Linked DNA regions of Homo sapiens: region 1 is linked to region 2. A link is a contact called in ENCODE Hi-C or POLR2A ChIA-PET data. All regions are on one chromosome and are shown on one strand. The core of a region is the stretch at or near the end of the contact, and the rest is flanking DNA. Distances in the headings are between cores, read along the strand shown. Region 1 holds the start of CCZ1B (CCZ1B vacuolar protein trafficking and biogenesis associated). Region 2 holds the start of ZNF316 (zinc finger protein 316).

Evidence for each region. Hi-C counts contacts between places; a loop is a spot of excess contacts on that map. ChIA-PET counts read pairs that join two places held with the same protein, here RNA polymerase II (POLR2A). Pooled maps may share reads with other maps.
Region 1: a loop to region 2 is called in a pooled map, with 12 times the contacts of the local background. The contact joins the promoter of CCZ1B here to the promoter of ZNF316 in region 2. A Hi-C loop is called at or near these places in 1 of 37 single-sample maps with no recorded cell type and 5 of 50 pooled maps. POLR2A ChIA-PET finds 5 or more read pairs at or near these places in 1 of 52 experiments (activated T-cell).

What each region holds. Positions count from the first base shown.
Region 1 is chr7:6,824,190-6,827,797 of GRCh38, reverse strand. It overlaps CCZ1B (CCZ1B vacuolar protein trafficking and biogenesis associated), which reads left to right and starts at 1,523. Exons shown (of 15, transcript NM_198097.5): 1 at 1,523-1,720; 2 at 3,061-3,158; 3 at 3,250-3,343. The coding sequence starts at 1,601. RefSeq lists an enhancer at 286-580.
Region 2 is chr7:6,635,769-6,639,426 of GRCh38, reverse strand. ZNF316 (zinc finger protein 316) reads right to left here and starts at 2,109. Exons shown (of 9, transcript NM_001278559.2): 1 at 1,980-2,109; 2 at 1,418-1,581; 3 at 286-385. RefSeq lists an enhancer at 1,230-1,279 and silencers at 1,340-1,769, 2,010-2,429.

The DNA of each region.
Region 1 (3,608 bases), core at 274-2,773, 190 kb before region 2:
CACCTGTGGTCCCAGCTATTCGGGAGGCTGAGGTGGGAGGATCACTTGAGCCCCGGAGTTCCAGGCTGCAGTGAGGTCTGATCTGGCCACTGCACTCCAGCCTGGGCAACAGAGCAAAGTGCTGTCTTAGAATAAAATACTTTTTAAATAAACTAAAAACAAAACAATGGGCCTGGTGTGGGTGGCTCACATCTGTAATCCCAGCACTTTCGGAGGGCAGGTGAGGCAGAATAGGGAATGAGGGTAACCAAGGGTTAAGGCATAAACAAAAGAACAGCAGGTGCAGCCAGTTCTAGGCAAGATTAGGCAGCATAGAGGCCACGTGTTCATTCCCTCAATCAGAGGCTGATTGACGGACGACAGGGGGTTGGCCGGGGGGGAGGGTGACAGCTTCTGATTGACGGGGGGGCGGGTGCGCGTCTCCACTTCAGCCTCTGATTGGTCACAGGCCAATCCTTCAGAGGGTGTAACCAATCGGAGACCTCTAACGGGCACCTAGGGGCGTTACCTAATTCTTCCAGCTTAATGAAAATCCTAATGGGGGCTCTTGAGCTGTTTGCTCTGTCTTGCTCCTGCTCTGTGAGTTGTACTTTCGCTTCAATAAATCTGTCTATTCCTTACTCCGGTTTTTTCTTTTGTTTCTTTTCGTTGCTTTGTTCTTTTGTTACTTTGTGCATTGCATTTTGTTCAGTTCTGTGTTCAACAAGCCAAGAACCTGGGCAATCCACGGTCAAGACCTTCCATCCAGTAGCAGAGGCAGGAGGATCCCTTGATGCCAAGAGTTAGAGAGCAGCCGGGGCAACAAAGTGAGACCCTGTCTCTACTATCTATCTATCTATTTTTTAATTATCTGGGCATGGTAGTGCATGCCTGTGGTCTCAGCTACTCCTCAGGCTGAGGTGGGAAGATCCCTTGAGCCCAGGAGTTGAGGCTGCAGTGAGCTATGATGGCACCACTGCACTCCAACCTGGGTGACAAAGCGAGATCTTGTCTCTAAATTAAATTTAAAACAATACCACCAAAACAACAACAGGCTGGGCGGTGGTGTCTCACGCCTGTAATCGGAGCACTTTGGGAGGCCGAAGTGGGAGACCATTTGAGGCCAGGAGTTCGAGAGCAGCCTGGGCAACACAGACCCCACCTCTACAAAAAAATAAAACTGGCCTTGGTGGCGCGCGCCTGTAATCCTAGCTACTTGGGAGGCTGAGGCAGGGGGATTGCTTGAGTGTCGGACGTTGAGGCTGCAGTGAGCTGAGATCGCGCCACTACACTCCAGCCTGGATGACAAACTGAGACCCTATCAGAAAAAACAACAACAACAAAAAAACAGTGCCCGCTCGGTTTTTCCTGAAACGCGCAGCCCTCGCCTGTAGCCAGGAGAAAACTCCGCGAGCCAGCAAAACACAAACTCGGCCAGGAAACAGACAACAAGGCCACCCGGGGGTGCCTGAAGAGGACGCTGCGAGGCGGATTCTTTTTCCGGGCCTGCGGCGAGTGCTTCCGGGGCGGTGGCGACGGAGGCGGAAGTGCGGTGTTTTAGCCGGTGGCTGCTGTCTCTGGGCGGGCCGTGGGAGGCTCCCGAGGTGGGGGCCGGGGCGGGATGGCTGCAGCGGCGGCCGGGGCCGGGAGCGGGCCCTGGGCGGCCCAGGAGAAGCAGTTCCCGCCGGCGCTGCTGAGTTTCTTCATCTACAACCCGCGCTTCGGGCCGCGCGAAGGACAGGTATGCGGAGGGGGCGGCGCGCGGGCGGGCGGCGCCGGTGTTCCCCGGGAAGGTGGCCCTGTGGTTCTGCCCACCTCGAGGGGCACTGACCTAGCCTGCATTGTGCCAGGTGCGAGTCCGGGCAGGGGGCTGCGGCGGGGACCTGACAGCAGGCAGGGACCGCTTCAGGTCCTAGGTCGATGGAATAAAGCCCCGTCGGGTCTATATCACTCCACACCCCAGGTTGAGGCTCTTTGCGCTTTGCTTTGCGTCAGTTCTGGGAAATTAAAATTGAACTTGGCTTTGTTAAGTGGGTAGTCCCCAACTAGAAGCGTGGAACCAGGGTGGCAGACGCTAGCCTTCAAATGATGCAAGCCTGGAGGTCCCTGTAATAGTTTTCGCCCAAATGAGGAAATAAATTAATTTCGGGAGGGGTGTGTGTGTGTGTGTGTGTGTGGTTTTTCTGAGGTGGGGACGGCGACTTTCTCAAAGGATGTCCGGAGCTGTGTTTTGTTTCCAGCAAGTCAGACTTCTGTTAAAGACTGTCCAGGCTGGGCGCTGTGACTCACGCCTGTAATCCCAGCACTTTAGGAGGCCGAGATGGGAGGATTGCTTGAGGCCAGGGGTTCCAGACCAGCCTGGGCAACATAGCAAGACCCCCAACTCTACAAAAAAAAAAAAAAAATTGAAAAGTGAGCCGGGCGTGGTGGCACGCACCTGTATTTCCAGTTACTCAGGAGGCTGAGGCCAGAGGATCGCTTGAGCCCAAGTGATTGAGGCTGCAGGTGAGCTGTAATAGCGCCACTGCACTACAGCCTGGGCAGCACAGACCCCATCTCCAGAAAAAGAAAAAAAAAACAACTTGTCAGTTCAAATGGCTGGGAACTGACTGGATTTAATTTTCAGGGAGCTATGTGTCTGCAGATGGGCACACCTTTACTTCTTACAAGCATTGGTGTATTACAAATTAGCACTAGGAAAGAAACCTGGAGACTTGAGTTTTCATAAAAATTACCTGGTGCTACTTCAGATGTGACTTCTTGACTATCGAAATTGCCTTTCTGACTGGTGGGCAGTATTTGCACAATGATGAGATCATTCCTGTTCTTCTTCTTATTTTAAATAATAGAGACGTCTCACTGTGTTGCCCATGCTGGTCTTGAACTCCTGAGCTCAAGTGATCCTCCCGCCTCAGCCTCTGAAAATACTAGGATTACAATTCCTGTTTTTCTAAAACCGGTTTTTGTTTTATTTTGTCATTAGCATGTGTGACACAAGAGGTCGACATTGAACTTAGCGTTTTCAATAGCTAAGATGAAATGTTTCTATTCATGTTGTGCTTCTGTTTCCTCATGTTTCAGGAGGAAAATAAGATTTTATTTTATCATCCAAATGAGGTAGAAAAGAATGAGAAGATTAGAAATGTCGGATTGTGTGAAGCTATTGTACAGTTTACAAGGTAATACCTCTAAGTGTGCCTTTAGCGTTCAGTGAATTCTTAAAACTGCTGCTGGAGAATTGTCCCAAACATATTTTTTTAACCTTTGTAGGACATTTAGCCCATCAAAACCTGCAAAATCTTTACATACACAGAAGAACAGACAGTTCTTCAATGAACCAGAAGAAAATTTCTGGATGGTCATGGTATTTACACACACAGTGTATCTTTCTGAAATTGTATGGTGAAGTTATGGGTGATCTTTACTGTTCAGAATTTAGGAAAGTTCTCTGGCTGTTGCATCCAAGTAAAATTAAAATAAAATTGGTTGCAATTTTAAAATCAAGTTCTTCCTATTTGCTTTATTCATTCTTGGGGCTGTTTTAAGAAGTTGTGTTTCTGGTGCTGTAGCATGTTCAAAGTTTTTAAATTAAGGCAAAATAAACATGGTCTAATGAATTCATTGTATAA
Region 2 (3,658 bases), core at 860-3,359:
ACCACATCTTAAAAATACACTTATGAGACTGTCTTATCATCTCTCTCCCTGAGTACAGCCAGCTCCTGGGCGGCAGAAGCTCCCTTTGCTCATGTCTGAATACCCCTCACACCAGCACTTAAGAAGCATTCAAATACTTACTAAAAGAATGTCTAAAGTCGCCAGCCAATGTGATGGACACAGGATTTTTCAAACTCAGCATTTTGGCCCTACTGTCCTGTTCCAGAACAGACTGACCACTGCTGGGGGTAGGGGGTTGGGGGGACCCTTGGAATTGGAACTCACCCCAGAAGCAGTGGAGAGTCTCTGCCTCCAAAGACGACACTGAGTTCTTTCTCCCAAGAAGTCCACCCACGGATGACCAGAGAAGGTGGAGGACCAGCTCCTACAGAGGTCAGAAGCACAGCCAGACATCGTCCCCAACCCAAGATTCAGAACATAATGGTTTGAAAAACGGACCTCAGCAGTCCGGGCAGAGTTTAGATTCCAGCAACTCCCCCTGGGTTATCTCTGCCTCCCCCAGGCCTGCACTCTTGCCCTCTTCTTGCCAGCCTGCCAGTCCACTGTAAACACTGCTCACTTCTCCCTCGGCATCCAACTCTGGGTCAGAGGCCACAGGGGGTCTCATCAGCATCAATCCCAAACCAGAGGCCACAGGGAGCTTCACCAACGTCATCCCAAACCCTCATTTCTCAAACTCCCCACCTCAGGTGATCCACCCGCCTCGACCTCACAAAGTGCTGGGATTACAGGCGTGAGCCACCTCACCCGGCCCCAAACCCTCATTTCTACTAGGGCCCTGCACTCTAGGATACGGTGCTGCAGCCAACATTTAGAATGGGAGGTGACAAGGTATCTCCCAAGAGGAGAAGGGAGCGAGGCAAGGGCAGGAAGAAGAGGCAAAGCTTGAAAGTTGATAGAAACTCCTCACAAAAGCTCCAAAGCCAGGGAAACCCAACTCAGAGAGCGGGAGATGTGGGGGTGTGCTTGTGTCTAGCCCCCTTCATTCCCTCTGGGTGGCCCCCGCTGCCCTCAGAGCCCTTCGGGTCTTCATGCCCTCCTGAAGGACTTCCTTCCCCGACCACCACAGTCCTCACTGTCTGTCCTCGGATTCTGGATCCCCCTACTTTCCTGGGTTTGCTCCTGGTGCAGGTTATTTCCACGGGGGCCATCTCAGGTTCCCCAGGGTAGCCCCCTCACCACCCCACCCGGCCCCCAGACCTGCCCACACTTGTTGAACCAAACCAAGCACCGAGGTCTCCCCACACAAGCAGAGCTGGGGGCCTGATCCTCCTGGTACCTGCACTTCCTCTTGCCCATCGGGTCCTCGACCAAAGCCCAGCCCCTTTCCTACCTCTGCTGCCACGCGGGACAGCCCAGACCCCATCCAATCCCAGGGATGGGTGTCCCTACCTACCTGCCGGCAGCAGAAGACAGCCGAGCAGCCCACCGGGGCTCCTTCTGCAGATGAGGGAAAGCCCGGATAAGGCCCCCAAGGTCACAAAGCGGGCTCCTGGGGCGACGGGCCGAGCGCCTCCCGCCCCCCAGGGGGCGTCCGGAGCCGCCTCCTCCTGCAGAGACCTAGACGATGACAGCCCCTCCTGGATGGGTGTGTCCTGGGGGCGGCCGCGGCCCAGCCCCTGCCGCTGCGGCCGAGAAGGCGTGGGCGGGCACCCCGAGGTGTCACGCGTGGCCTCCCGGGCCTGCCCCCTCCGCCTCCTGCCCGGACCGGCCCCGGGGGTCGGCAACGCGCAGGCCCGGACGGGGGTCCGGGAGGCGGGGGCGCTGCCGCGGAAGTCCCTACCCGCGTTCCGCTCCGACTCTGCAGGCCCCGGCCCCGCCGCCTCCCCGCGGCCTCCCCGCGCCGGGCGTCGAGGGCCAGCCCGGCCCCGCCGCCGCCGCCGCCCCCGAGCGCAAGCCCGGCCCGCCCGCACCTGCCGCCCGCGCCGCCGCCCACCGGCCCCGCGAGACCCACTCACCGCGCGGGCCGGGCTGGCCGAGCCACGGGCCGGACACCGGGGCCGGGGCCTGCGGGCCGGCGGCGGACCCCGCGCTACACAAAGTGACGGCCCGGGAGCTGCGCGACGGCGGCGCGTGGGCACCGGAAGTACCGCCGGCCGGCCCCGCCCCGCCCGCGCCCGCGGGGGGAGGAACTTCCGGTCACGCGGGGGCAGCGGCGCGGAGCGGGGAAGCGCGGGTTGCGGGGGTTTGCCCAGCTGGGCCTCGGGCCGGGGCGAGGACGGGGCATGCGGGGAGGGGACGGGAGCGCCCTCGACACTCGTGGGGCGCCCACAACCTCGCCCCGCTCCTGGACACCCTGGCCAGGTCTCGGAGGTGACCCCGAGGTCCCGCCGCTGCGACCACCGCCTTCCCCGAACCCCAGCCCGGCCTCGTTCATCGGGGCGCCCGCTGAGGACCAGGCCCCGCGCTGGGCCCCCTCCGCCAGTCCACGGAGCCTGCCCGGGACCCCAGGATGGTGGAGGGAGGAGGCGACCCCTGTGGTGGGGAGGGGGCCAGGTGTCCACGCCTCCACCAGATCCCCGGGCCCGCGCGGGGTGAACGTCTTGTGGGTGGGGAGGGAGGAGGGACGGGCGGGGTGAACGTCTTATGGGTGGACTGTGGCGGTTGAGTGCAGGAGGAGACTGGGGTTGTGGAGCCCGCACTTGGAGGGACATGGGGTCACGGGCAGGGAAGCGATGTCCAGGCAGAGGGCATGGCCAGTGTGGGGGCAGAAGTGACAGGCGACCCCAGGAACCCAGGGAGGGGTCGGTGAGCTCAGCGGCCACCCCCAGACCCCCACCCACAAGCCTGTCTGCACCTGCTCCCAAGAGGTGCAGCTGGGGTGTCAGGATGAGCTCTGGCATTGGTGGAGTCCAGGGTCTGTCTTCCGCCTGGAATGGTGTGGCCTGGGCCCCTTCCCCAGCTCCCAGCCCGCCTGCACCACTGTTCTTGGTGCTTTTCTGTGGGGACCCCAGGCCTGACTGGGCAAGAGATAGAGGAGGACTCGGCCAGGCACGGTGTCTGTAATCCTAGCACTTTGGGAGGTCTTGGCGGGCGGATCACGAGGTCAGGAGTTCGAGACTAGCTTGGCTAACATGGTGGGTGAAACCCCATCTCTACTAAAAATACAAAAATTAGCCGGCCGTGGTAGCGCACCCCTGTAGTCCCAGCTGCTTGGGAGGCTGAGGCAGGAGAATCGTTTGAAGCCGGGAGGCAGAGGGTGCAGTGAGCCGAGATCACACCACTGCACGCCAGCCTGGGCGACAAGGTGAGACTCTGTCTCAAAATAATAATAAGATAGAGGAGGACTCAAACCTTAGTCCCACAGAGGGGTGCAGCCCCAACCCCTTGAATCAGACCCTCACAGTGATGTCGCTTGGCTCTTGGTGTCTTAAAATGTCTTAAAGTTAATAACATTTTAAAATAAGGAGTCCCATTCTTGTTTAAAAAATAAAATTGAAAAATCAGGTTCTAATGCGGGGTCTCACACCTATAAATTAAGCACTCTGGGGGGCCGAGGCGGGTCACACCTGTAATCCCAGCACTTTGGGAAAACAAGGTGGGAGGATTGCTTGAGCCCAGGAGGTTGAGGCTGCAGTGAGCTATGATAGCACCACTCCACTCCAGCCTGGGCAACAGATTGAAACCCTGTCTCTAA